7 separate regions of the Mus musculus genome follow, and regions 1, 2, 3, 4, 6 and 7 are each linked to region 5. A link is a loop called in an ENCODE intact Hi-C map of the cell type or tissue named here. Cell type or tissue: left cerebral cortex. All regions are shown on one strand.

Region 1 (4,000 bases), 60 kb before region 5:
GGGCGAACAGTAAGGAGCTGAGGCTCAGGGTGCTCAATAAGTTGTCTTAAATTTTCAAGCTAGCTTGTACGGAATACTGTTAGATGCCCTTACAGGACCTGCCGCTGGTGCACTTGTGTTTGAATCCCAGTCCTGAGTCTTGGTGACCATGCCCTTGGGCAGTTTTCCGACTTCTTCATTTTTATACTAAAAGTGCTAACTTTGTAGAATAGCTTTGAGGATAAAATGGCCTAATAGCACCGCAGGTATGGAACTCGGATTTTTCTTAATGATTTAGCTTCTGGATAAAAGACACACACACCTTTATACTTACAATAAGCCTTAAACAGCACAAGAGCTGGGCTGATATCTACCCTTTATGCTTTTAGAATCTAATTTTTTATCAATAACATTGAATTATTACTTACTATGTTTTATGTGGGCTGCTCTTAACTCCAATTGGCCAGTCCTTGGGGCCACATTTTCATGACTCACCCAACTCAGTGCAGCCTCTCTTTCCTCTTTCACCTTCTTCCCCTCGTGGTTCTCCTCCTACCCTACAAGCCCCAGAACCCTAAACCCCCACCCCTGTCTTCTGCCCAGCTATTGGCTGTTGGCATCTTTATTTACCAAGCAGAAATAATTTGGGGGCAAGGTCAAATAACATCACGTGGGTCTAAGAGTGACTCTCTCTTCTCTGGGACAACTAGTTCTTGGGGACTGCACTTAGCATTATGCCATGGGTAATTGTGTGTGTGTGTGTGTGTGTGTGTGTGTGTGTGTGTAATAAAAATTATATTATCTGGGAACTGAATGGTGAAAGGCAGGGTAGAAACCCCAAATCAAAATTAAAAATTTCTACAACAGATACTACCTGTCTTCCTACATACTCCGCAAGACATCTGTCCAGTATGTCCTGATTCTTCCTGACTCCCCACACTCTAGTCTAACTCTGAGTTCATCCCTCCACAGCTGCCATCTCACGACACTTGCCTGCCCCCAGAAAGGGCCATGCTGTCATCAGCACGCTCTGCTGCAGACAGCTTCTCCTCTGGCTAGGTTGCCCACACCCTTTGGTGCCTAGAATTTCTCCTGCTTGTCTGTGAAGCCCCAACTCTTGTGGCCACTTATCCTTCATCCCCACACTTTGCTAAGAACCTTGACGTGCCTCTTTGATGCCACGTATGTGCACATATCATTTCTTCTATGTGTCTTGGATTGACTAACTTTTCTCAGCCCTCTGAAGCAATTACAATACCTGGTGTCAGGCGAGGCAATGGGCGTGGTTCTGAATCTTGTTTGTAAAGTAGAATCATTTGGTGAGCCTCTAAAACATCCCAAACCAGTTACTCCAGACCAACGAGTCTTAAATTTTAGAACATTTCAAAATTTCGGATTAGGGGTGGCGTACCTGGTTGAATCTTTGTATCTTTAGCTGATACACTTCTGTTAATGCCAAGCACATAAGAAGAGAAATACTCAACATATACCATAGGAAGGTTGGATTGAGAACAAAGGGGATTTCTTGCAGTTCTGAAGGAGGAGAATCCAAGGTTGGGGCACTTTAGATGTGGTGTGCTTCCTCCTTGGCGTGTTCCCACACAGAGGAAGGGAAGAACTTCAGCCTCTCTGGTGTCTGACATCCTCGCCATATCCCCCTGCCCCCAGTGTGTATGTGTGAGTGCTTATGTGTGTGCCTGTATGCACGTGGATGGCAGAGGTTGACACTAAGGGTCGTCCTCGGTTGCTCTCAACCTTCTGCATCAAGGCATCATCTCTCACTTGAAACTAGAGCTCACCAATTTGCCTAGTCTAGCTTGCTGGCTTGCTGTGGGGATCCCCTGCCTGGCTTCAGGAATGCTGGGATTATAGGGTAGCTGACACACCTGTCTGCTATCTACGTGGGTGCTAGGAACTGCAATCTTCATGCTTGCGCAGTAGAAGCTTCCCCACTGAGCATCTCTCTAACCTTCAGCCCCTTATCAGGACACTAATACCATTCATAAGGCTCCGCCCTTGTAACCAAAGGTCGCCATCCTCATACCAAAGCATCTATCATACGATAGACACTGAAAGATGACAATGTTTTAAACCTATCATTTGCTACCTAAGACTTTGTTTGCTTGTTAGATGCCATTTAAAAGGGGGTCATTTGGGAGTACTTCCTTTTGTAACTGTATGCAGTATGACATGTGGGCAGCAGGGGGAACCATTGGAACATTTTCTGATCAGGCTATGCAGATAATTGTCATCACGGATGCAGAGGACAAATCCAATGAGGCTAGTGGAGATGGCCAGACCAGTCAGGTCCTTGATCCTTGTGGGTGAGCTGATGGTGCCTTTAGGACTTAGCCCGCTCTAGAAACCAGTTCAAACCAGGCTCCTCATCCCTGTCATAGGGAGCTCGGATGGTGGAGCCCTGCTTGGTGGCTTATGAGAGTCTGGGTGGCCTTGAGTATAAGTCTTCACTGGCCAGAAATGTTTGTGCAAAATCCCCACAATTCTGCTGAGGCAGAATTGAAGGAGGGTTTTCAATAACTAATTTCAGTAATCCATTTGCTCTTGAAAATAAAGAGAGTGTCTTGGTGCCACCCACCCCCCCCCCCCCCCACTGTACTCAACTCAGAAAGCACCTGCTGTGTCTCCTGGCATGCACTGTGGACCACCTCCAGCATTTTATGACTGAGGCTTTGGGGCCCCTCATCAGACTTGGACATCACTGCCTCCCCCCTCCGCCCCTTTACAGATCTAGGCCTAGCGTAAAGGAACAAGGACCTATCAATTGGGTGGCCCCTCACCTCAGAAGAAATACTGTGTAGCCACACCTAAGAACAGTCTTCCAGCCTAGAGAGGGCCGCATGGTGAACTGTAGACAGCACACTTTCTTTCCAGATTCTGGTCTGAGTGGGATGTCCCTCCTTGGAGTATATAATAACAGTATCCATCAACAGAGACTCCATTGATAGATTGAAAGAATCCCCAAGGAAACACACAGCCCACCCGTCTAAGCAAAGTTTCTACCAGAAATGCCTTTGCGTCCTTACAAAGAAACAGACTTTACCCACGGCAGATCAAAATGGCCTCACCTGCTCCTCAGCAGGCACAAAATCAATTTTCCGTCCCCTCTCACCTCCCATTGGCCAGTGGAACTCAGTTACCAAGCTCCTCTTCCTGTTCCCTCGGTAACCCTATTTGGTGAAATTAGAATTAACTGAGTTTAATTCAATGTAGCGCAAAGCCCAATGAGATTAGCTCTATGGTTTCAGACCCGTGCTAGGAAACAGCACCCTTATGTTCTGTATTCGTCTTCCTAAACTTGACATAACACCAGGAGGAGGGAAGGTGGGGGTACATCCATCTGCCTAGGTGCTCTGCACCCCCTCTCAGCATGCACGCTCCTTCCTGGGGACCTGAAATCCGATTTCTGAAGCTTGACCCTGCAGGTCTCTTTACAAGATGAAGTTACCCGTAGGTTCGTTTTCCATGGAGTGTAAAACAAGGTGGCAAACTGAGCCCAAGCACAAAGGACTGACATTCTTCAGTAACCTCTGCCGATGGCATAGAGTTTCTGTGTGGCACTTCATGTCATCTCTATCCCTGCTGTCTCTGAAGCCTCCACAGACTCTCAGATGTCCAGTGACCATACCCAGAAAGGCCATGTCCTCCTGACATTGTATTATTGAAATCCTATTTATCTCCATTTGTTTTCAGTTATAGAGTTGTTTGAGACAAGATCTTTTTGTACAGCCCTGGTGTCATGGCAGAACCCTGAGTGCTGAGATTACAGACATGTGCCACCATTACTGACTCTAATTATCTTGAGCAAGAGCCCACATTTTAGTTTTGTTCTGTACCCCCAAAACTGTATGATTAGTTCTATCTTACCATGACTTGTATTTAATCTTATTTCTTTAATCTCACTTTTAAAAAATTATTTTGAAAATAATAAAATAAATTTTTAAAATTTATTTTTATTTTCAATTATGTATGGGGGTGGTAATTCTAGACATCCTGACATTCT
Region 2 (4,000 bases), 91 kb after region 5:
GACTTGAACCTAGACCTTTATCTCCCCACTCCTCTGTGGAATGATTTTATGGGTCTGGGGATGCTGGCTGGAGCCATACCTGGCTTATAGTCCTGGGATCATTCCCTTCGGTAACCCCTTTGAGCCAATCCCTGTTGCAGGAAATATTTAAAAATAGAACCAGCAGGCTTCCCGCGCTACCTCCAACTCGGCATCTCTCTGAGCCTGTGCTCCGCAGTCTCATGCCGGATCACTGCTGCCAGGCCCGCACATGTGCCGGCAACTCTCAGCCCCATTAGCTCTGTATCTACCCACCAATTCTCAGGCTGGGCCGGAGCTCCTGAGTTCTCTTCACTACAACGCCAGCCCACGCAATGACCGTCAACCCCACAGTCAGCCACAACACTCATTTACCCGGTAGAATCAACTCTTAAAGCTTATAATTAACCAATCAGATTTATGTATCAATAAAATCTCAATTTACAAGATGCCAATACAATATTTTCAGAGCCAATTGATAATGATGAAAGCATTATCCCAATTAGTCTAAACTTATGATATCATAACTACCTGTGGCTGGTTATAGCCATGCTGGTTCATGTCCACTTCCATTTTGCCTTCCCCTTCCTCTCAGACACTGGCTCTCTCAACTCTTAGCTCCGCCTCCCTTTTCCCTGTCCAATCACAGGCCTTCAGCTGCCCTAATGTAATTGGGCAGGGAAAATCCTGCAACAAATCTCTTTCTTTTCTTGAGCCTTGGTCTCTTTGTGCTTGATGTGGAACTAGCCGTGTCTACTCAAAGGGCTCTTGTGAGAAACAATAACTCATGCAGGTCACCTAGGACAGGGATCCACAATCATACCTTTGTCCGTAATGGGCCATTTTACAGACATATTTTTTAGGTATGGAATTTCAATTGCACTGAAAACCAACCGTGCAAGCCACCAAAAGGGGTGACATTTTGAAGAGACGGTGGTGGGTAGCTTGGCCTCTACCCACTCAAACCTACTTGACAAGCATCAAAGACTCTGCCTCGGGGCACATTTGGACAACCTGTGTCTGAGGAAAGCAGACTGCTCTGAGGTTTCAAGAGACTGTGAATAAATATCCCATGAGAGACAAAGATGCCATTTTATCCCGCAGAAGACATGGACGACCCACTATCCAGAGCCTATGCATCTGGGCTAGTCTCTCAGGAGAGTGAATGGGTGTCACTGGACCCCTTTTTCCTTGTTCCCAGATGGTTGCTCAGCCTCGTGCACCTGTAGCAGGGAGGAAATAATCTGAATGCCTTGGTACCTGACCTATGACCTTGCCTCATCATGGTACTAGCCAGTCTGGGTTCCGTTGGGCTAGAGTAACATTGTGTATAGTCAAACCTGTCAATGCCTCCTAGGAGTGTCACATATATCACGGTAGCTGCCCTGCTGCTGAATATGCACAAAACATCCTAAAGAGGCGTCCTTCCTGAAGCCATAATCAAGTCAAGAGCTGGGGATACTGAACTTCGTGTCCTGGGGTGCAAGCGGCTCAGAGAACCAACGCCGACTCCCCAGAGATGGCCATGGTCATGGCAGCATCGAAGAGCAGAGCATTCCACGAGCACGAAGCAAATGCTTCGCTAAAGGAGACCCGAAACACTAGCTGTATCGGCACTGTGAGAGTTCGGGATTATTTGTAATGATTGGAGAAACCCTGTGGACATATACTGTCCCACCTCTGCCCTCGGTTTTGCCAGTCTGTTCAAAACTCAATTTTGACTAAACAGCGCTTATCTACGGTGTGTCTCAGCGTTGTTAGGTGTGTGCTAGGATTACCTCATCAAATCCTTAATGCTGCAAAGCAGTACAGAGATACTCATACCAAATTATGATTGTGACTTTGAGTCTGGGGCCCTGGCCTCGTCCCAAAACTATTAAACATCAAGATCCAAGGCAAGGCATTCAAAATCGAGTCTTAAATTCCCTCCCTGCCTTCTCCGTGATTGTCTTCCAGGGGAATCTGGTCTGTGTCCAGCCATTCTCCACACCGGGAGATACCCACACCCAGAATACGCCAGAATCAAAGATGGATCAGCATAGTGGAACGGGAAGGGAGAATGGGCAGAGTGCGTTCTAGCTGGTTCTGATTTTAACCAGAGAGGTTCCTTTATTTTCTGGTCTATAAAGCAGAGGGAGTGGTTCTCGAAACCACTTCCTGCCCTGCCTCCCCACTGGTGACTGCCTGTGAGTCTCTGAAGGGCTGTGGGTCTCCATTTAATGTGTTTATGTAATCATGAGGTCCTTCTGCCTGTGTGCAGCTTGATGTCCAAGGAGGGACACACTATCTACTTTCCCAGCTTCCCAAAGAGCATTGGGGGAGGACTCTGGAATGTACATCTCCCCCTGGTGACCGGAGGAGGAAACTGCAAGCCGTTTCTCCTGGGCTCCAGGGCTCCCAGCACAAAGTGACTCTTAGCCCACCACACAGAAAAGGTGAATACAGGCTGCCTTGTGCTCTCTGTCCATTTTCTGGTACACATGGAAGAGTTAGAGGATCGAATGGTTGTGAGAAACAAAAGTCCAAACAGGACGAGGCAATGCTGTAGCTCTCTAATGGCTGAGAAAGTTTAGGAAAAACAACCTTATATCAGGATTGGACACTGAAAGTTCTCTGAAAATGTTACCTGCCCCGACTTCTCAGCAGAAGCAGAAGGAATGGCTAATTTTCAGAGCAGAGTATGATTAGAGAATTACTCCAAGTCAGGTTCAAGAGAATGGTAGACCTTCCAGGAGCTGACTAGAAGAAGGTACTTGGAGTGCTTGGAGTCCCCCTCCAGCATCCTCCCAGAGTTATAAGGGGAGGGTGCCAGCAGTAAGTGGGAGAATCAAGAACAAATAGGTAATCTCACATTGAGAAGGTGCTTCATAGAAGCAGGGAAAGGTGACAGGAAAGAACTGTGTGCTTGGGGGAAGGCTGGAGACGTCTCTTTAAGCAATGGCACCAGGAGACTCTATTTGAAGAGGGAACATGGCTGCCATTCCTTGATCCAGATATACATATGGAGGGTGAGCACCTTTCCCCAATGAAAGGAAAGAACTAAGTTAATGGATGAAACTTTTTTTGCTGTTCTCAATTCTTCAATGATAACTGTTGCATAGCTCTCCGTGGATGCCAAGAAAAGACAGCACGTAGCCAGCAAATGTGATTTAAAACATCCCGTAAATAGATGTTTAAAGTGTGTGCTTTGCCCAGACATGAGAATGCTTGAGATTTTATACAGTACACAGTCAAAGCTTGGGTGTTTTCTGTTAGTGGATCTGTCCCTAGTTTATGTGGCTGAAATAAACTTTCATCTGAATTTGGTTTCCGTTTCCATGATGATTTGCCAAACCCTGGCTGTGGGCCAGGTCCGTGGTGGGTCTTGGCCTACATGGGTAAACAAGATGACAGAGTCTCTCAGGGAGTTTTTGGTCTTCTAGAAGAGCAGGGCCAGGAACTGTGACAAAGCTGCTGTTGTGGAAGGAAAGATGAGGCCCTGGAGAGGAGACAGGAGGCACATCTGACCCACAATCATACTTAGAGAAGGCAAGAGAGAGGACACAGTGCTAAGCCAGGCACCCCAAGATGGATGGGAGACAATTAAGGGAAGAGGGGTAAGGGGTGCCATAGAGCCTGTTCCAGGCAGAAGCAAATGCCAGACAAGGAGAGCAGGAGATATTTTATACATACATACATACATATGTGTGTGTGTGTGTGTGTATATATATACATATATATGTGTGTGTGTGTATGTATATGTATATATGTGTGTGTGTATATATGTATATATATATATATATATACATATATATATATATATATATATATATATTCCCTGCAACTAAATCACAATATATAACAACATAAGAAGGCACTTAAAAAAGGAAGGACAAAAAGTTTAACAAGGACAGGAAAAGTGGCCAGAGTTCTGATAGAGATGCACAGATAAGAGAATATCTGGGGCCTCTACAACCAAGTGGAATTTGAAAATCTTCATTTT
Region 3 (4,000 bases), 190 kb after region 5:
GCGATAAGTGAAAAAGTGGGTTCAGACGTCACCCCAGTAGAAAATTCTAATCTGCTGCTCAATTTCAAGACCTGAGAGGACTCTTAGGCTGCAAGGACTGAAGGAGAGACTGCTGTACATGAGGACCCACGTTTCTTCTTCTTCAGTCCTTTTCCAAAGTCTCTTATATGCTATAGATCAGGCTGGCTTGGAACTCACAGAGATCTGCCTGTTTCTGCCTCTCCAATTCTGGAATTAAAGTTGTGAGCCACCACTGCCTAGCCCCCCCCCCCTTTTTTGTGTCTTAAATAACTACAGACTGGGGAAAGAAAAGTACTCTGATTTATTTTTATGTTGAGAAATGTTGGTTAAAGGATCTAAGTTGAGGGGGCTATCCTGGAGTCTCGGGTATCCATCTTTCTTCACTACTCTCCTTTAATCCATTAGAACAAAAGAGGAATCTCTAGTAGAGGGAAGGCTATGTATAGACTCTTTAAATCCTCAGAGAACTCACAGCGGTGCATTCTTGAGAGGTTCTGGGGGATCCCCATGTTAAGTTCAAAACAATGACAAGCCTTAAAATTCCTAAGATTTTCCCAGAACTCTTGAGTTTAGAGACAAAAGTGAGGTCCGTTCAACCTCTGAGGGATAACTGCATTTTTGTGCTGCTTTTTTTCCTTCGTTGTATTTTCTGTTTTCTAATACAATTGTGGCACATCTCAAACACTTAAGTATTGAATAAAGGTAAAGGAGAGGTAACGCTGGCTCTGAGCGCGAAGGCACCTTGCATTTGTTTTTTAAAATTTAGAGTCTTGCAGAGGCAGTCTCCTGGCTCTGTTATGGGGACTGCTGGGACTACAGGCATGTACTACCACACAAGGCTACCCTGAACTTAAAAATTCATTTCTCTCTGTTTCATGTTAAATAAACAGATTAAATGAATAAACATAAATGAAAAGCTGTTGAAAGGCTCTGTCGGCTATGTGTGGACATTTCATATTTTTAAAGATGTCTATTATCTGTTAAAAGTCAGCAAGAAGGTATTGTGCAGGGGAAACGCAAAGAGGTTAAATTAACCAGTCTCTAGCATCCAGGTGCTTAGTCTGGTAGGTTTGGAGCCAGATCCAACACTGTAGAAAGGCACAAAGACCTTTCCAAAAGAGTGTCCTACAAAACCAAACCAAACCAAACCAAACTTAAAAAAAAAAAAAAAAACCCAAAAAACCAACAAACAGAAAAAAAAAAAAAAACCAAAAAAACCAACAAACAGAAAAAAAAAAAAAACCCAAAAAACCAAACAACAACAACAACAACGACAAAAACCCGACAGCAACATAAAAACTGATTGGGCCATCCAGAAGAGGAAACGTTGAGACTTGAGCAAACACTGCGAATTAGCAACAGTTGCGCACCACAGAACCTGGAGTTGCTTTTTGACTTGGGGCAAGAAAATAACGCTTGTCATTTAGTGTCTCTGCGTTTTCCATCCTGCAACTTTAGGGGTTGAATGAAGGTGCGTTTAGTTTTACACCATCAGGAACCTGGCTCTAGAACTGACTGCGTGATCATTTGCTCTTTACATGAGGCAAGAAAGTAAGAGTTGTAAATGATTGCCTCCGATTTATTTTCCATGAGGTAACCTCAGGCGTTGAAGGTGTCTTGAGTTTTGTGCCAGCAGAAACTCAGGCTCTAGAATTGGCTGGATACTAAATTGCCCTTTGATTCCTGACGTAAACGTTAGGCTTGCAAATGAGTGCTCTAGCTTTGCCATCCCCCTACGCAACCACTAGATTCCCCGGAGACCACCGCTTGAGTTCTCATTTTTGGTTTCTTGCTCCTCTACCCCTACCAGCTTTGGCAGGCATCTGCGCCTGGCCACACTGATCTGGGGCGCGGTTCCTTTAAAGGAGCTTAGACGACGCCCGGGGTCTCTCCCCACTGCGGAGCAGGGGCGGAGCGCCCGGTTCAAGGGCTTCCCACGCAGCCGGAGACGCCTTGCGTCACTGCGCCAGGAGCCAATCAGGGTGGAGCCCGGAGGGACGCATTACTAAGGCGACGGGGCTCGACGCCTCCCCGCTTCGGGATGAATTAGCGGCGGGTTCTTCTCCCAGGTTGTGACCCCCGTGGAGTCGCTGTCTCGCCCCAGTGTCCCCGCGACGTCGCGCGTTTCCCCCGGTGTGTCCCAGGTGCGCGGCCCGCGGTGTCAGGTGTGGGCTTCGGCGCGGGAACATGGCGGCAGCCAAGGGATTTTTTTTTCCCGAGTGGGCGGATGGAGAGCTGCGGCTCGGCGGCTTTTCCCCGGAGCAGGCCTCCTCGGGTGGGCCCTGGGGGACGGACACTGGCGGGAATTGGGTGGAGGGCTTAGGGCGATCGGCTCTTGGGAGGGAGGCCGAAGCCTCCAGAGCTGATCAGGATGCGGGGGCGAGGAGCGTCGGGTGCCCCTTCTGTGCTCACCTTCCTGTCCACACCACACCTCGGTGAAACCCGGGAGCTGCCGGGTCCCCCTACACCGCCTACGGTGTGTCAGGGTCCAGATTCCAGGAGCACAAGGCTTTCCAGGGGTCGCCACGTGAACGGCCCACAAGAGAGTTTTTCAGGGTTCAAGCAGTTTGTTTCTTGCAGGTGACAGAGGTGTGCCCTAGGTCTAGGTGGCAGTGCCACAGAAAGAACGATAGGCCACATTGAAGGCTGACTTCGAGTCCAATTTTCCTTTTTATTGGCATTCGCTCTAGCTAAGGGCTGGCCTCTCATGGTCCTTGCCTCTGCCCTTGTATTGGTGCGATAACAGGCGTGCTTCACCACGCCCACCTGGCAGGTTTGGTCTCTCAGGTTGTATCTTTTTTGTTGTTCTTTTTTTGTTTGTTTTTGTTTTTGTTTTTTTTTTCGAGACAGTGTTTCTCTGTATAGTCCTGGCTGTCACTTTGTATCACTATGTAGACCAGGCTGGCCTCAAACTCAGAAATCTGCCTCTGCCTCCGAAATGCTGTGATTAAAGGCGTGCTCCACCACGCCCGGCTTCTCAAGTTGTATCTTAACATCTAAGATTATGTTTGACCAGAAGCAATAAAGACAAGGCATAAGGTGTTTCTTTGTGGTTGTGGAGCTGTTTTGTTTCCTGGTTCTTGCCTGAAGGCTTAGTCGCCTCTGATTGGATGTAGACAGAGCTGAGTTTTACATTCAGTTAAGTCCAAGGAAAGTATTGAAAAAGAAATTGGTGAAGGCCTTACCAAGATAAAATGCTTCCCATTCATACCCATCACGTGTTTCGGGAAAGAAACCCCCTGTCACAAAAAGTTTAAAGAGTTGGATGGGCTACTTTTTAAAATACTATTTTGATGAAAGACTTTGCAAAATTCATGTATTAAAAAATTTGTATTTGTGTATGCGAGGCTGCATGAGTTTATATTCACCACACAGTGTGGTGACACTGGAGCTGGAGTTTCAGATGGTTTTTGAGTCACCTAATGTGGGTGTGGGGAACCCAACCCTGCTCCCTTAAAAGAGGAGTAAGTGCTTTAAACCATTGAGCTATCACGCCAGGCCTTAGACTTAGGTGTTTTTGATTTAGTAAAGGAATTGAAAAGACACAGAGCACTTAGCTTCAGTCCTAATAGCTTCTGTCTCAGGGGTGCCCCGAGTATCTTGCACTGTGGTTTCCACGTGGCTTTAATTTGAGCAAATGTTCCCACCAGGTCTAAAGAGGTTGGCTCCTGCATACGTTAGGAGGGACTCTTTCAAACTGAATCTGGGGAGATAGAGTCAGTTTGGCCTAGGATTGAGGTTATATGTAGTGGTAACTAGGTGGCTGCTGCTTCTGCTTCTTCTTCTTTCTTTCTTTCTTTTTTATTATTATGTATTTTCCTCAATTACATTTCCAATGCTATCCCAAAAGTCCCCCCTACTCCCCCCCCACTTCCCTACCCACCCATTCCCATTTTTTTGGCCTTGGTGTTCCCCTGTACTGGGGTATATAAAGTTTGTGTGTCCAATGGGCCTCTCTTTCCAGTGATGGCCGACTAGG
Region 4 (4,000 bases), 71 kb after region 5:
GTGTGTGTGTGTGTGTGTGTGTGTGTGTGTGTGTGTGTTTGCGCATATAGAAGCTAGCTGATAGCCTTATTACAATCCTTCCGTTGACTTTGTTGGTGGTTTGCTTTTTTTCAGACAAGGCCTTTTATTGCCCTGGAGCTAACAAAGTAGCCTCAGCCCATGAACTACGATGCATATCACCTTGCCCAGCTTTTAAAAATATAAGATCTGGGAACCGCACGTAAGTCCTCATGCCTGTAACTCCTCAACCCCACATTATAGACTTGCTGAAGAGAAACATCAAAACTATGGTCCCCTCCCTCAGGGCTCTTAAGGTCTCGGTAAGAAAATTCATTGTTGCATGGTACTTGAGACTAATTTTAAAGGAGAAAATGTGGATTCATGAATATATATTGGAGCTCTTTGACAACAAAGGTCTTTGCCACCTTACATAAGTAGGTGAGATAAAGTTACTACTAAAGAGATGAGAACAATAACATTCATTACACAACTGTATGATTCCCTATGGGATTTAAGCACGTAAGTAGTTAGTTTTGTTTTGTACATAATATAGAAATACTGGGCCTAGAGAATGCTTAGCACTTAGCGAAAGCATTATTTTTTATATATACCTTTAAAAGAAATTTTAGGCAAATTCTTCATTAACTCATTGCCTATGATAACATTAAGAGCCAGGCCTGTGCTTGCTTCTGCAGCACATATATTAAAATTGGAACGATACAGAGAAGATTAGCATGACCCCTGCGCAAGGATGACACACAAATTCATGAAGCGTTCCATATTTTTAAACAATGAATTTATGAAATTTTTAGGCAAATGGATAGATCTGGAGGATATCATCCTGAGTGAGGTAACCCAATCACAAAAGAACTCACTTGATATGCACTCACTGATAAGTGGTTATTAGTCCAGAAACATAGAATACCCATGATACAATTTGCAAAACACAAGAAAATCAAGAAGAAGGTAGATCAACATGTGGATACTTCATTATTCCTTGGAATAGCGAACAAAATACCCATGGAAGGACTTACAGAGACAAAGTTTGGAGCTGAGACAGAGGAAGGACCATCCAGAGACTGTCCCAGAGATCCATCCCATAAACAACCACCAAACCCAGACACAATTGTATATGCCAGCAAGATTTTACTGAAAGGACCCTGATATAGCTATCTCTTGTGAGGCTATGGCAGTGCCTGGCAAATACAGCAGTGGATGCTCACAGTCAGCTATTGGATGGAACACAGGGCCCCCAATGGAGGAGCTAGAGAAAGTACCCAAGGAGCTGAAGGGATCTGCAGCCCTATAGGTAGAACAACAATATGAACTAACCAGTGCCCCCAGCACTCATGTCTCTAGCTGCATATGTAGCAGAAGATGACCTAGTCGGCCATCATTGGGAAGAGAGGCCCCTTGGTCTAGCAAACTTTATATGCCCCAGTACAGGGGAATGCCAGGGCCAAGAAGTGGGAGTGGGTGGGTAGGGGAGCAGGGCGGGGGGAGGGTATAGTGGACTTTCAGGATAGCATTTGAAATGTGAATGAAGAAAATTGAAAAAAAAAAAAAAAGAGCCGGGACTTAGGGGCTCAGTGGTCACAGTGCTTATACCAGCATGGGGTTCTGAGTTCAGACCCCATGTAACAGCTGAGCACAACTGTGGGCATTTAAAAATGAAACCCAACGAATGCCGAGGGTAAGTGGGGAGAGATAAATGGATTCCAGAAATCTGCTGACTGAAACGGTGAGGTCCAGGTTTGGTGAGAGAACCTGTCTCAAAAAATAAGAAGAGGAACAGAAGAGTTCTGATGTCAATCTCTGGTCTCCATATGCACACACATGGGTGCATGCATTTGTGCATACATGTGTACAAGCACTTGTGAGAGAAGAAGAGAGGGAGAGAGAGAGAGAGAGAGAGAGAGAGAGAGAGAGAGAGAGAGAGAGAGGAAGAGAGAGAGAGAGGAAGAGAGAGAGAGAGTTAAAGTACCAGCTCTAGCTGTAACGGTCACCATCACATTGCTGCCACGAGTCTGACCAAAGGCTGAAGCTCAGCTGCAGCTGCCTCTAGAATAACCTACCCACTGTTCTCAGAAGCCTCAGGCTCAGGATTTTGCCAACACTGCCCAGAGCCAGAGCCTCAGAGCCTAGCTGCCTCTGCACCGCTGCCAGTCCTCGGCCAAGAAGGCCATTTCTGAGCCCACCCTCTGCAAACAGGCAGAAGGCCTGTGGCTAGCTCTTCCTAATGCCCTGAATCTCAACAGCTGTTCCCCGGACAGGGAAGGCATCGAAGGAGCAGGTCACCCATAATGAGTCTTTTCAGTCCTGCTTCTTTACTCTGTTGTGCTTCTATTTTCTTCTCCGGGCAACCTCAGTCAAGGCACCTACTACTTTTACAACCACATCTGGTAGAAAACATGCAGTTCTGAAATCTCAGCTTCCATCAGAAGCCTGCTATCATCTGGGGCGGCTCAGAAATAACACACCTATTTAAAGATGGGCGCATGGCAAGAATCCACGCTGAGGCTCACCAGAAATTATGTTCGGCTGGCATGTCCCTCACCTCAAATGTCTTTTCCATACTCTCCTCCTCATTTAAATAAGTGAAACAGACACTATGTCTATATGGAGTTATCTTACTAACGTTCTAAAAGGTTTCTTACCTGGTTTCTCATTGTGCTTAACACTGAAAAGGAGAGTTTTCTCCACATATATAAGTTCACATTTTATAAAAAGATCTTTTTTTTAGAGAGAGAGAAGTAAGCAGAAATGGACTTGATTTCTTTCCAAAAATGAGAATTGCTTTATTTTCTTTTGATATTTTAAACATAAAGTGTATGCTTAGTGGAAGAAAAATACCCATCCACACACATAACACACACACATTTGTTTTTAGTCTTGGTATTATCATAGTCACTTGGGAATTTGTTTTTAAAACCCAAGGCTTGAACCCTAGCTGGAGAGATTGACCTGGGCTTGGAGTTGGGAATCAATGCTGACTTCAAAACTCCCAGAGTGTCTACAGCCAGTCTCAGGAAGCACTGACTTATAGAAAGGCATAAGAGTCTGAACAGCACCCACACACCGTTCCTTTGATATGACCCCTCTTGGTTTGCAGTGACACTAATGGAGTTAGTATGACCTGGTCAAAAGAGGAGACAGTGGAACGACCACATGTGTCAAGAGCAGCAGTTTAGTCAAACAGGTTTCTAGTCCTTAAAGAGAGAGCCATCCCACCGTCCTCCTTCAGGAACAGGCTTCCCATGATGTGTGTGGCACTGCCTGTCCCTGCTTCCGACAGCCCTGTGGAGGCCATCAAAGCAAACATCCAGGCAGCAGGTAGACTCTGTAAGTCAAGACTCAGAGTAATCAAAATGGGGGGAGGGGGCAGTGATGGATACCGAAATGCGGGGAACTCTGCAGAGGCTCCAGAGTACCTGCTCATCTTCTTCAGCTTCCCCACACACCCACTGTACAGAACGCTGAGCCAGACCCAGAGCCTCCTCTGTGGTGAGAGTGCTGGCTGTCTCAAGGCGAGGATGATAATTGGAAGGTCCAGAAACCATAGACAAAAGCGCACACATCAGAGGGAAAGGGGGAGGCTGGAGATGAGCTGGGCAGAGGAATACAGCAGCAATGCCTCTCTGTTCTCCCCTGGTGGCCAGGAGCCAGCCACCTGCTCATCCAGATTAACCCCATCAGCTCTTACACCGTTCAGTGGTCTCCATGCATTGGAGTAGCGCTATCGACTGAGACCCACAGGCCTCATCTTCTTGGAGCGCCACACAAGAAGGGGAGAAATGTGTTAAGTCATTTAACACAGTCACTCACCACACAGCCTGACTGTGTAAAAAAAAAAAAAAAATATATATATATATATATATATATATATCCTTTAAATGTCTCTATTAATCTCAGATCCTTTGTTAATTTCCATTTTTATCCCCAGAAACTCACTTTTGGCTGTCAAGTTAAATGCTCAGTTCGGCCATGTAGTTAGCAGCCA
Region 5 (4,000 bases):
CTGGGATTAAAGGTGTGCACTGCCACTGTCTGCCCAATCTCCTGTATCTTAAAGGAACGAGGAAATGCAGAGATGTGAAGGACTGGACAGAAGCTGAGTGTGCCTAAACCCGGAGTTCCAGTCCCAGTCCAGCCTTGTCTAACTGTGGCAAGTTCCCTAATTTACTTCAGCACGGTTTGTACATCTGTAAACTGGGCTCTGTAAACTGTTAGGCTATGCCGTTTAATCTCATTCCACTCGGTTAAAAGCCAACACAGTGACAATGTTTCGAAAAAACACGTAGCTCCTTGTGAGGAGCCACATAGATGTAGTAGCATTGAGAATTGGCGTAGTGTAGATCTGGGAGCCACGATCCAAGGCTGACTTTCTGCTCTAATTTTCTGACAGCTGAAATTGAGCTGAAGTATTCATTCATACACTCTCCCAAAAAGTACTCACCCGACACTAACTCGGTGTCCTCCAATGTAGGCCATTTTCCACGAGGCCAGGTTGTTATTCTAGAGGGAGACTTTTCTTCACATCCTCTTCCCCAAAAGGGCTGATTGATTTCCGTGGTGTGAGGAGGTGGTGAGAGGGTTTGATAGGTAATAATCACAAATATGTAACATGCATGTGTCTGTGACAGGTCACGATGGTACCATCCATTGCCTTTCATCTCAGGTCTTGTGAGGGATTGTATGGGCAAACATGGGAGAAGGTTTTCTTCTGCTAACCCAAGGGTCTGCCTCAGGGCCCACCCTCAGAGGGTTTCCAGGAAAGCTCGGTCTAGAATCTAGATCTCTAGACTTTGGCTTCTCTTTGGCTCCCCAGGTGACAATATGCCACATGTCAGCCAATGGCACTGAGATACTTTCCCATTCTATTAAAAGGCTCAGGCTGCCCCTCCATTAATAACACACCACGGACCATCTTCCCTTGGCCCCTGTTCATAAAGCCCCACCCTCCGCCAGACCCCTGTCACCTGGTCAGAAGCAGAAGCGAATAGTCCTGAAGAGCACAAACAGCGCTTCATTTGTCTCAAGGGGGTAAGGACAGCCTCCTGCGTTTTTCTGATTACAGGGCTTATGAAATACGGCTCTTTTAGGACGCTCCAGTTTTTACTCAGGATGTATATAGGTACGCATAGTTGGGAAAGCAGTTATTGCAAAGTTGCTCTTAGAAAGAGTAGATGCTGAAAATTATGAGGTCCTCTTTCTCAACATCCGCGTGGCCCCTGCTACTGAAAACTCGTCTCTTGATGCCAGCAGCTTTTTGCTGGATATAACCAGTACGCTTTTCTTTCAGGGTGCAGACTTATTTTAAATCACATTTAATTGTGTTTAGTTTTCGACCACGGCTCTCCCTTTCCCCAGTCCCTTTATGCACATAGGTCAAGGTTAGGAAGCTGTTTTACAAGAGTAATTGAAACAGAGGCCACAGCGGGGCAGCGCTGGGTACTGAGTCAGACTCCGTTCTTCCTGGCTGTAGGGGCTGCACAGCAGTTTAGTCTCCAAGATAGACACCGGAACTGCAATTCCTGGGCTATGAAGGAGTCAGTCTCTCAACTCTGTGTTTTCTATCAGATGGGCTCTGGGAGCTAAGGCTAGCCGGGTGTACTTGTATTCCGCTCGTTCTCCTCACCCTCTACTCCCAATGCAAACCGTATATGCTACTCTGTGTGTGTGTGTGTGTGTGTGTGTGTGCACACGCAAGCGCGCTCGCGCAACGGAAAAACCCTAGTAAGACACCACATCCTTTCTCCCACAAACAGAACCCTCCATGGACTCCAGGACCGCAGACTTTTAGAAAGCCAACAATGCCCCCTCCGGCATGGGTGCCTCCAGCCCCGCAGCTGTGCAGCCTTCTTTCCCATCTTTTCCTTTTTCCCCCGGCCCCGCCACGATCGGGATGCCACAGGCGATAATGTCCAAGAGAGGCCTACTTTGCATGGATGACCAGTGAAGGGTCCTGAGATGTGGAAGTCACAGAGAACCCGACAGCGGGCGCTCGGATGGAAGAATGGCGCCCTCCCCCGGCGATCTGTCTCTTCCCGCGTGGGCCCCCATTCCTTCCTCACGCCCACCCATCCCCGTAGCCCTTAGAGTCCCTGTGTTCAGAGAGGGGGCTGCGGACGCTGCGGATTTATGGTCAGGAAGCTGCGTTGACATTGAACTCCAGCTCGGGAACACGCGTGTGTGTCAACGGTGGGGAGGGGGGCGGGCTCGTAGCTGCTGGGAGCCAGCTCAGGCAGGGTGCAGAGCCCGGCTGGTCCCCGCCGCCGCCCGCGGGAGCTATGAGCGCTGAAGCCATTCATGATTTTGGTGACGTTATTCTAAGAGTGGGCGAGGAGAGGCGGGGCCGCTCGCCGACAAGCCCCGCCCCTCCCTTATAAATGCTGCTTCCCGGGCTCTTTGTGGGACCCGGAGATCGGTGGAGAGCGGAGAGCTTGGTCTGCACTGCCTACGCCGTTGGCAGCGAGGCTGTCTCCGGAAGGCGGACCGGCGCTAGCCCAGTACCCGCTCTCGGCTGCCCGCTGCTCTCCTCTGCGCCCCTGCCAATCTCATTCAGGACTCAGTGACTGGTTTTTTTTTGTTTGTTTGTTTGTTTTGTTTTGTTTTGTTTTTCTTAATCACAAGGGCGTGGGTCAGCCTCCCCTAGGACTTCATGTCTGTATATTTCCCCATTCACTGGTGAGTATCCTGCGCCTTTGGCGGCCGCCAGTTTAACCCGGGTGGCTGCGCAGCCCGGCAGCCTCCTAGTGCCGGCTCCGGGTACGAGGCCGGAGAGTGGCACGGACACCCAGTGCGGGTTAACCCGCCAGCCTCAGCCCCTGCAGGAGTCGACGTCAAGGTTGCAAAGCTGGAGGTTGGGGGAGGCGGTGCTGAGAGCATCCAGACAAAGGAAGTGAACTCGGAACCTTCACTTAAGTGGCGGCCAGAGGGCGTGGATATGGTGGCGTTGGGTGGGGAGAACCTGGGGTCCCACCTGAAGCCCCCTAAGGAAACCCTGTCCGCTGAGGGCCACAGGAGATGAGTCCTGCTTGGTGCAGGGGGCTCCGGTTTCCCGGGCCCCTCCCCTTCTCCTTTTTGTTTGCACGCAAGTCTCGGCGTCGAGGATGGCTGCAGAGGGGCCGAGCTGGTGCAGCCGCTGGGTTTGCAGAGCTTCTGGGGGAGGGAGGATGCTGGGGAGACGCTCTCCGCACAAACAAGCCACAAGCATCAGGGTGCAAACTACACCCTCACAACCCCTGCCCTCTCCGTTGTCCCTTAAATCCAACGCGCCTTTGTGGAGGGCCGGGGCTAGGAAGGAGCAAGCTCTCCCAGTGCCAGATTGGAAGAAGCCGGCCACTGCTGAGTCGGGGGCTGCAGAGATTTGCCTGCAGCCGGGGAAGATCGGGTGTGGAGGATCAGAGCCGAGAAGGATGGGGGACAGGCCCCTAGCTGCTGGGACGTGCGCGCCAGCTGCTTCTTCCTTCCTGCTGTGGTGTAGAGGAGGGGCGCTACAGGGAGGCGAGCACCCGTGGTCCTGGAGCGCGCTCGCAGGTGCCAGCCTTGGAGAGCCAGACCCGGGTCCAATGCAAGGTCTGAACCCGGGGAGAGCGGCGCTATTCTGCTTAGCCCAGGAACTCTGAAAGTTCGTGTTTCTCAGTTTAACTTTTTGGGCCCGCGCCACAGTTCCAAAAAGGAACAGACGCCGCTACAGGAGACGACGACCCTGGTCTTAACCCTGTAATGCTATTGACTCTCTTCTTTCAGGGATTGGAGGCAGCTTTTCCAGACTAGGGAGGAAATTGTTAAAGTCTAGCTTCTAACCCTAAACTTGCCCCCATGACAGTCACCCTTTCTTAGTCTCTCCTCCCCCTCCCAGTTTAACTGTGATTAGAGGGGCCAATGACTTTCAAAACAAAGTAAAAATCCCCTACACCTGAAGCTTGTGTACCCCCTCATGTGCAGACAAGTCAGTTGCCATATGGGTGAGGCTTTGAAGAGTGGTGGAGGCCTTGTGCTCCACCCCCAACCCC
Region 6 (4,000 bases), 82 kb before region 5:
TTTTTTAAAAATTGGCTTTTTTGGTGAATTTCACATCATGTACCCCAAACCCACTCCCCTCCCCCTCCCCTCGGACCCCCTACTCCCAAACAGAGGAAAACAAAGCAATATTGTTGTGGAAACAGTAGTGTGAGTGACACATACACACCTCTGGCCACCTTTTAAAGTCTGGACTAGTGGAGTAGCTTAATTTCAAACAAAGCTTCCTATAATTTTTATTTAACAGATACCAACAGTTCAGCTTATCTGCAGCAACTTAAGGAGTTAAAGGAGGTGGTGGTGCCAGTAGGAAGCAAGAACAGGGCAGGGTTGGATTATAGCCCACTAGACATAAGAAAGTGGTGACAGGCAAGGCCTAAAGAAACGTCTCTGCTGTTGAAAGGCGATACAGGCTCCATTTAGGACAGGCTGAGTTTCAAGATCTAGAGAGTTCTCTGTATCCATCCAATGTCCCTCTGACATTGGAAAAGAACAGAGATTACCATCTGAGACTGATTGAAGTGCCCGAGTCTATAATTTGTGGATAAAAATACATTTGGCACTAAAGAATGATCAGAGATGGAGAGGTGGCTCAGAGGTTAAGAATACTTGATGCTCTCACAGAGGACAGGAGTTCCAAGATCACTAACATCCATGTTGAATGGCTTGAAACTGCCTGCAACTCTAGCTCCAGATGATAGGACAACCTTCCCAGCCTCCTCCAGCACTCAGAGCAACATGTACATATGAAGACACACACACACACACACACACTAAAATTAAAAATGACTGATTGTGGCTAAATTAAAAAAGAAGAAGAAGAAAACTAGAAGAAGTACACTGTGTCCCCACCCTTCCCCATTTTGAAATTGTCAGCAGAGAACTGAAGTCTTCGGAAAGCATGCTAGGGTTGGTGGCACAAATCTGTAAGCCAGCTATTCGGGAGCAGCAGCAGGACAGTGGAAAACTGGAGACAAACATGGGCATTAAAGGTGGAATGTGTCTCAATCTAGTATTCAGAAAGAGGGAGGGCGATGGAACTGAGTGGTGGAGTACTGCCTAAAATGTATGAGACTGGCCTTGTTTCCAAATTCTGGGGGGAAATGAGGCACTGTACTTTCTTTCCTGGAATACATGTGTACCTTGATTTAAGACAGTGTCAGTCACTGTAGCAATTCCTGATGCTCTTGCCTCGGCTTTCCAGAGTGTCATGACAATAGCTATAGACCAGTGTACACAGCTCTAAGTTTAACAGTCTTGTATTAAATAAAAATAAAGGGATTATAAGAATCTCCCAATATACCCCAAAATGCTTTTTTTCCTCCAGCAAAATTCTCTTTAATCTAAACATAGTCTTTTATCTTTGATGGTCAGAGTAGCTTTTTGTTTTGTTTTGTTTTCTCGAGACACTATGTAGCTTTGGTTGTCCTGAAACTCACTCTAGACTAAAGGCATGTTCTACAAAACCAGGCCACAGTAACTCTTTATTTTATAAATGAATGAAAAGTACTGAAGGATTTAGGGTTAAGTATCAGGGTTTTGTCAGAACACATATTCTATGCTACAAATTTCAAGTGCTAGTATATATATATGTGTATAATTTATATATTTTATGTTTATTTAATACATGAAATATTTTGAGGTATTTCTGTCATCTTTATGGACAGCCAACAGAGATTTAATTACCTGGGAAAGCCAACGGAATGGCAAAAATTTTCCAACTTATCTTAAACATGGTGAGGGAGGGCTAAGGGGACAGCTGTCTTTTTCAACAAGACAGTTGATCTCCACATAAAAGACTTAAGTTTTTGAGAATTACTTCAACGGTCAAGAGAAAACTTGGGCCGGGCGTGGTGGCACACGCCTTTAAGCCCAGCACTTGGGAGGCAGAGGCAGGCGAATTTCTGAGTTCGAGGCCAGCCTGGTCTACAGAGTGAGTTCCAGGCTGTCCAGAAACCCTGTTTCGAAAAACAAAGAGATAGAGACAGAAACAGAGAGAGGGAAGAGAAGAGAAAACTTGGAAAGTTTGTAAATAGAACCAAGCACGCTGAAAAAAACCTTGTTTACAATGAATTCCTATATACCGAGACACAAAGAGTTCGGGATTTGTTTAAGGCAATTCGTGTAAGCCAAGAGAAAGTGGCCTGATGGGATGGTAAAACGGGCATTTCAACCTAGGTAGCCCTTTAACCTCAATACCAGCGTTGACTAGAAAACAGCCTCTTGTTTTCGCTTCTTCTAGGCTTCCTTGGCTATCAGGAAGCTATGGCCTCAGCCGCCAGCAGGTGACGCCGATGACGGGCAATGAGTCCCAGCTGCCGCAATTACCAAGGCTGAGGCGTCTCCTTTAAGAAGCTGACTCACGTGGATGCTGTGTTGTGTGCGCTCAGCTGGGAGTGGGGGGCGGGTCCTCACTCTCACTACATTGGCCGCCTCGGCCGAGGAGGCAGACTTAGCCTCCTTGATTGGCCGTAAGGATGCAAGGTGTCGAATTAGAGGCGGGGCGAGCGGCGAGGAGTCCGCCCATCCGCTGCGGCTTCGGGGTGGGGTGGGCGGCGGAGTGTAAGCGGGCAAGGGTGGGGGGAGGGCGAGCCCGAGAAGGGGCGGGGCCCGGCGGAAGGGGCAGAGTGCCAGGGAGAGGGGCGGAGCCTAGAAATGAAGGGCGCTGCGGGCCAACCGGGAGAGCCGCCTGAAGGGAGGGCGGGGCCACGCCCGGTGATTGACGCCGAGGCCCGACCGAGGAGAGGCGGGGCCAAGGCCTGACTAAACCTGAAGACTTGGGAGGCCGAGGTGGGCTTCGACCCAGCTGAGGAGCGAAGAGCTGCTGGCAGCGCCGATTCCCAGCACGCCGGTGAGTACGGCGGTGGGCGCCGGGATCGGAGTCGGCTGGGGCTCGAAGCCCTTGGGCCGGCGGCTTCGAAGCCTTCGGGGAGCGGCCCGGGGCGGGGGCCCAGGCAGGAAGTGCCTCTTCCCCTTCTCCACTCGTCCAGGGTCCTGGCCGGGCCACCAGGGCAATTCTCAGGACTGTGGGGCCGTGGGGCCGCGGGGCCGGGCCGGGCGGTCCTTCTTTGTGAGGCTGTGGCGCGGCGGCCGCCGCCGACCCGCCCCCGCCGCGCAGCGGAGCGCTCCGCGAGCCCACAACAGCCGCGACCCCCTTAGCGACCCGCGGCCCCCGCCCGCCCGCCGCCCTCGGCGCCTGTCGCCTGGGCCGCCGGTCCGCAGACAGCTCTCTCCGTGACACCCCCACTTCCTAGGCCGCCCCGCCCCCACAGCCGCCGTCCCCGCCGCAGCGTCGGGGGCGCGCCCGGGCTCCGATTCGGGGCCGGCCCGCGGGCCCGCGCTCCAGGGCCGCGCTCGCACCCCGCCCGCCCCGCCGCTCCGGAGGCTCGACTCGTGCTCGGGTGTCTGGGCTGTGGGCCGTGCCCGCCTCGTCGGTGCTAGCCCCTATCACGCTGCCCTCTGGACCCTGGGCGTGGGGAACACTGCCCGGTAGCCTGCGGGTGCCGAGCGCCCGGTCGCCCGCGCCTGCCCAGCTGTTCCGCCTGTGTTTGTTGTGCCGAGGAGGCCCCGCCGCCGCCGCCGCGCGCTCCGCCTTGCGCCGGGCGATTGGCTGGAGGGAGTCACGTGGGCGCGATCAGCTGGGCCGGCTGCGGGCGGTCGGCTTGGCGCAGACCCCGGTGCTGCTCGGGGAGCGGACCGGGAGGCTCTTTCCTGCTGGCTGCGGTGGGCACGCTCCTGCACACCCCGTTACTCCACGCTGCTGTGCAGGTTGGTAGGAAGCCTGAGTGTTGCCAGCGGGAGTGGGAAGCCGCAGTAGTACCCAGGTCTGTTTCATCCGGACGCCAGACTGATCTCCTTTTGGAGTGACAGGAAGGAAAGGTGTGCGACTCATTTATTTTTTATTTTTAAACTTTTTGTTTCTGTTTCCAGAGCCCTCTTGGAAATCTTGAGGATTTTTATTTCTGGTGGCTTTTGACAGATGGAAAATCTGAAAGTAATTTCAGGCTTGCCTTGCTTTTGG
Region 7 (4,000 bases), 150 kb after region 5:
GAGGATAAGCAATCTGAACTGGCACATTCTTTCTTTCTCATGATGATGGCATGACCTCTTCCGTGTTATGAGACAACAAGAGGTCCCTCACCAGAAGCCAGAATCTTAATGTTGGATGTTTTGGCTTCTAGAAGAATAAGGCACTAAATTCTGTTATAAAAGGTCCTTGGGCGTTTTGTTACAGCAACGGAAAAAGAAAAACCAAGAGGTATGCCCATATTTTGAAGAATCCCTGTTCCCAAATCAGTTTCCTTGAGGACACTGGTGCCGTTGGCTGCTCTCCAAACTATTTTGGTGGCCACTCACCCCCTGAACACCTATCCTGAATCAACTCATATCGCTTTGTCTTTCCTCGTAGTTCTTGATTGCATGCATAACTCTGTATCTCTGTCTTTGTGGTCTTGCCATTCTTCAAGACTTACATCCTTTCTATTTACTAAAGCTCATTCACTAATTAGCAGGGATAACTACTAACTGGGAGAGGCATATCCAAGGGAAAAGATTGGGCAGAGATACCCTCTCTCCACCATTATGTCTACCGAGGTTTCTCTACTGAGAAAGCCCCCAAGAGTCTGTGAAACCTTTGCCCACTGCAAGCTAAGATGACAATAGGTCCCAGGTAAATGTCCTGGGTATTTCCAAAGTGGAGCCAAAGTCTGCCTCAGGATATTTATAAGATGACAGAAGCTTCCAGCATCAACCAATGTCACGCACAGTTGAGTAGCAGTGGCTTCTGCCAAGTCCTCTCCATTTGCAAAAGTCTCCCGCTTGCTAAACATGTCAGTTCCTTGCTGAGGGTTAACTGCTCAGCAAGGTTTTGATCTATATGTGAAAAAGCAACCAAAGTCACTTCTGCAGGCAACCCAGCCTCTGCCTCTCTCCTTCCCTTCCCTGTCTCTAGATGACATCTGAACAGCCCTATTCTGATGGCTGCCAGAGAGCAAGTCTTCTAAAATTAGAGGGCACAGAGATCTTTTTCATTTCTTTTTAAACTTGGACCTTGTAAGTTAACCTTCTCCCCAGTGAGGTAGGCTTCTAGACAAGTTGGTTTCACTGCTATAAAGATAAATGAAAGGCTAAGTAGAACTAGGAGCACCTCCCAGGGCTATAGCTGATGACTTGACAGGTCATTTATTCCAGGGCATAGCCTGGCTTCTAGCCAGGTCCTCCAATAGAAGCTGAGCTAAGGAAAAACCCCAGTGAGGTGGGTGACCCCCAGCGTGGGTCCTCTGCTTTCTAGCCAAGGCCATCTAGCATCTGGTGGATGCGCATAATTAGTAATGCTTTTGAGGATAACGATTTTGGTCTCATGGAAAAAGGAGAGTTGGTCCAAGATAGTGTCTGGTAAACTTTGACATTACACCCTAAAATGGCCTTGTGCTCGCATAGAATCACTAAGCAGCCATGAGATCCCATTACAGCACCCTCCTCAAGAAGCAGCTTGCCATTGAATCTGTCCCCAAATCCCAGTCTTTCCTCAAACAAAAGAAGCTCTGGTGTGGGAGGATCTGGAGTCACCCGAGGGAAGAGAAAGCGTAGGCTGCCAAGGCTACAGTAAACTTCTAAAGGTTTCAGCCCAACAGTTTTCGTTTTGTGTATGGAAAAATCCAAGATTCGAGAACAGAGACTCTTTCGGAGTGGAAGAACAGGACAAAGTGAATGACTTTGCATAAGGGCTAGCACACACCCCTGCTTCCTTATTAGCTTTGTGAAGGCACCTGAGTTCAAAACAAGAGCTGAAGCTGGAACTTCCCTAAAGCCAACATCTTCTTCTCAGGCGGGATTGCCTCCCACGGTTCTTTAGGCAGTCCAGGCTGGCCTCAAACTCTCGGGTCATCTGAGGGTGTATTTAAGTTTAAAAGCGTCTGGTACTTCTCCCTCGACTTCGAAGATCACAGGTGTAGGCCACCATGCCTGGTTTACGTGTTGCTGGGACCCAGATCCATCACATCCTTGGCATCCTCCAGGGATGTTCAAGATGCTTCTCAGTCTAAAAGTATCCTTAATGCCACAAGATAGAGATATGGAATAGACGCCCCACCCCACCCCACCGCCCAAAGAGGCTTTGAAAATTGAAAGCCAGGCCTGGCCAGGGCCCTCACCGGATGTTCAATGAGCACAGGAGGAAACAAAAGTGCTTGTGTTAACAGAATGTCATTTCCCAACATGAGTCAGGCCCAGCGCTGAGGCAGGGAAAGGAGAGCAAATGCCTTCCCATTCATCACCGCGGACACGGTTATTTTTAGAGCCAACACCAGCTCAGCGCTGGGCTCCAAGGACCCTGCCGTGGAAGGAAACAGGGCTCAGCTGATGATAGAGTTGGTCGGGGGTAGAAAGCATGTATGCATGCAAGCTTGCCTTTGTGTATGCATGTAGAGAACGGGGAAGGCAAGCCTCCCCCTATAGACTGCAATCCCTGGACATAATTCCTTCTGTGACCATGGAGAAAGAGATAGCGCATTTAGGTAATTATTTAAAGAAGTGGCTCCCAACCTAAGAGTTGCAACCCTTTGGGGGGCTGAACGACCCTTTCACAGGGTCACACATCAGATGTCCTGTATATCGGATATTTACATTACAATTCATAACAGTAGAAAAATTATAGTGATAAGGTGGCAACAGAAATAAATTTATGGCTGGGCAGTGGGGGGGGGGGGGGTCACCACTGCATCAGGAGCTGTATTAAAGGATCGCAGCATTAGGAAGGTGGAGAGTGCTGCTCTAAAGTCTTTGACGTTAGTAGTAGGGAAGACTTTCAAGCAGCAGCTGTGAGTGAAGCTGTAAGTGAGAGAGGCCAGGTTTCCAAAGCGGTCCTGAGTCGGGAGGCTGAGTGGTATGGATAGCCAGCTGCCCAATCACCCTCAGGGGCTGGGGCCAGTACGGTCGGATGAGCCCCAACTACTAGTGTGTGCCAACAGGCCCATTCTCTGAAAGGTAAGCCTCGCCTGGAATTAGAAGAGTCCCCTTTTGCAAGGGTCTAGCCCCTCTTTCCTAGGAGCTATAGGAAACGGAAATCCTGAGATTGAACTTGGCTCGGACAGGAGGTTGGACTAAGGGTGTGGTCCCATTCTTTCCAAGTCTCATTGGAAATATCCTTCAGTCCTGCCTGGGCCGATGCTAACGCATCCTAGTTGAAGAGGCATACCTACTCAGCCTGACACAAACACAAAAGCAGCACAGCTTCTGAGGAGGCTGTTTCTTCTAGGAAGCCACAAGGCTTCCTAGACGTTCAAGGTCTATGGGAGTGTGGTTTATACTACACAAGTAGCATTAACTTTTAAGGGCCTCAGAGTTGATTCACTTTCCATTAATAGCTCAACTGCCTCCGAGGCTCTGGCCAATTTTAAAGCTCCTTACGGGCAAGGAAGGTTGAGATGACTTCCTGCATGGTCATTGGATGGATTCCTAAAATCCAAAGCAAGTGGATAGAGCATTCCACAGCACGGTGTCATGACTTCTACCTCCTCCCAGGGAAGCAGAGAGGGATCCTCAGTTACAAAAGAAAGTCTCTGCTGCTGCCCTGATAGCACCTAAGAGACGGAGGGTATTTGAACCCCCCCCCCCAGATAAGAAATAAACAAAAGGTGGGGTGTCAGAGGATGGTTTTGTGCACTGTGTAAAGGCTGTCTTTGTATGATTCAAATGCTGATTTCTCTACTGGCAGAGAGTTAGTCCAGGACAGACTTTGGTATTGTAATTTTTATGAAGCATCACCTGTTTCAGTGTTTAGTAAACATTCTTGTTCATACCTCCTGATTGGTTAATAAAGAGCTGGATCAGAGTAGGGAATAACAGAATAGCAGAAGACAATAGGGCAGGACTTCCTGTTCCAGTTAGGGTGTCCTAAAGGAGACAGACAGGTAGAGAAAGACCACAAGGAATGGAAGATGTGGAGAGACCATGAGGAGTTGCCATGAACAGGTCACCAAGGGAGTTTCCATGGGATACACATGGACCAGAATGAACTAGGGCAAGACTCAGATCGAAGATAAAGGACCGC

Evidence for each region. Hi-C counts contacts between places; a loop is a spot of excess contacts. Peaks named below come from ENCODE experiments on the same cell type or tissue, not always from the same donor. Only the 100,000 strongest peaks of a DNase experiment are listed, where the experiment ranks them.
Region 1: a loop joins it to region 5, with 2.4 times the contacts of the local background. A loop is called at or near these places in 4 of 42 quality-filtered maps.
Region 2: a loop joins it to region 5, with 2.5 times the contacts of the local background. A loop is called at or near these places in 12 of 42 quality-filtered maps.
Region 3: a loop joins it to region 5, with 4 times the contacts of the local background. A loop is called at or near these places in 14 of 42 quality-filtered maps.
Region 4: it touches region 5 in a loop (2.2-fold over the local background); 10 of 42 quality-filtered maps call a loop at or near these places.
Region 6: it touches region 5 in a loop (7-fold over the local background); 5 of 42 quality-filtered maps call a loop at or near these places.
Region 7: it touches region 5 in a loop (2.0-fold over the local background); 9 of 42 quality-filtered maps call a loop at or near these places.

The regions. Positions count from the first base shown.
Region 1 is chr17:72,856,167-72,860,166 of GRCm38, forward strand. No RefSeq gene overlaps it. Among named protein-coding and RNA genes, the nearest start is that of Gm30256, 13 kb to the right of the region's middle. In left cerebral cortex, a CTCF peak has its summit at 2,163 (motif pointing right); a DNase peak (open chromatin) is centred at 2,201.
Region 2 is chr17:73,006,819-73,010,818 of GRCm38, forward strand. No RefSeq gene overlaps it. Among named protein-coding and RNA genes, the nearest start is that of Gm30420, 15 kb to the right of the region's middle. In left cerebral cortex, a CTCF peak has its summit at 2,375 (motif pointing left); a DNase peak (open chromatin) is centred at 2,370.
Region 3 is chr17:73,105,992-73,109,991 of GRCm38, forward strand. It overlaps Lclat1 (lysocardiolipin acyltransferase 1), which reads left to right and starts at 1,994. Exons shown (of 6, transcript NM_001177967.1): 1 at 1,994-2,165. In left cerebral cortex, a CTCF peak has its summit at 1,860; DNase peaks (open chromatin) are centred at 1,959 and 2,689; H3K4me3 peaks cover 1,816 bases; H3K27ac peaks cover 1,378 bases.
Region 4 is chr17:72,987,119-72,991,118 of GRCm38, forward strand. It overlaps Gm23649 (a small nuclear RNA gene), which reads left to right and starts at 680; the gene lies at 680-786. In left cerebral cortex, no CTCF peak of the experiment used is centred here; DNase peaks (open chromatin) are centred at 2,139 and 2,449; H3K27ac peaks cover 256 bases.
Region 5 is chr17:72,915,910-72,919,909 of GRCm38, forward strand. Lbh (limb-bud and heart) reads left to right here and starts at 2,396. Exons shown (of 3, transcript NM_029999.4): 1 at 2,396-2,669. The coding sequence starts at 2,644. It overlaps Gm30375 (predicted gene, 30375), which reads right to left and starts at 2,246. Exons shown (of 2, transcript NR_168598.1): 1 at 439-2,246. In left cerebral cortex, CTCF peaks have their summits at 1,410 and 2,049 (motif pointing left); DNase peaks (open chromatin) are centred at 1,510, 1,665, 2,335, 2,790 and 2 more places; H3K4me3 peaks cover 2,694 bases; H3K27ac peaks cover 2,730 bases.
Region 6 is chr17:72,833,962-72,837,961 of GRCm38, forward strand. Ypel5 (yippee like 5) reads left to right here and starts at 2,667. Exons shown (of 3, transcript NM_027166.6): 1 at 2,667-2,830. In left cerebral cortex, a CTCF peak has its summit at 2,260 (motif pointing right); DNase peaks (open chromatin) are centred at 2,499, 3,327 and 3,560; H3K4me3 peaks cover 1,887 bases; H3K27ac peaks cover 1,841 bases.
Region 7 is chr17:73,065,432-73,069,431 of GRCm38, forward strand. No RefSeq gene overlaps it. Among named protein-coding and RNA genes, the nearest start is that of Gm41616, 17 kb to the right of the region's middle. In left cerebral cortex, no CTCF peak of the experiment used is centred here; DNase peaks (open chromatin) are centred at 1,554, 1,892 and 2,186.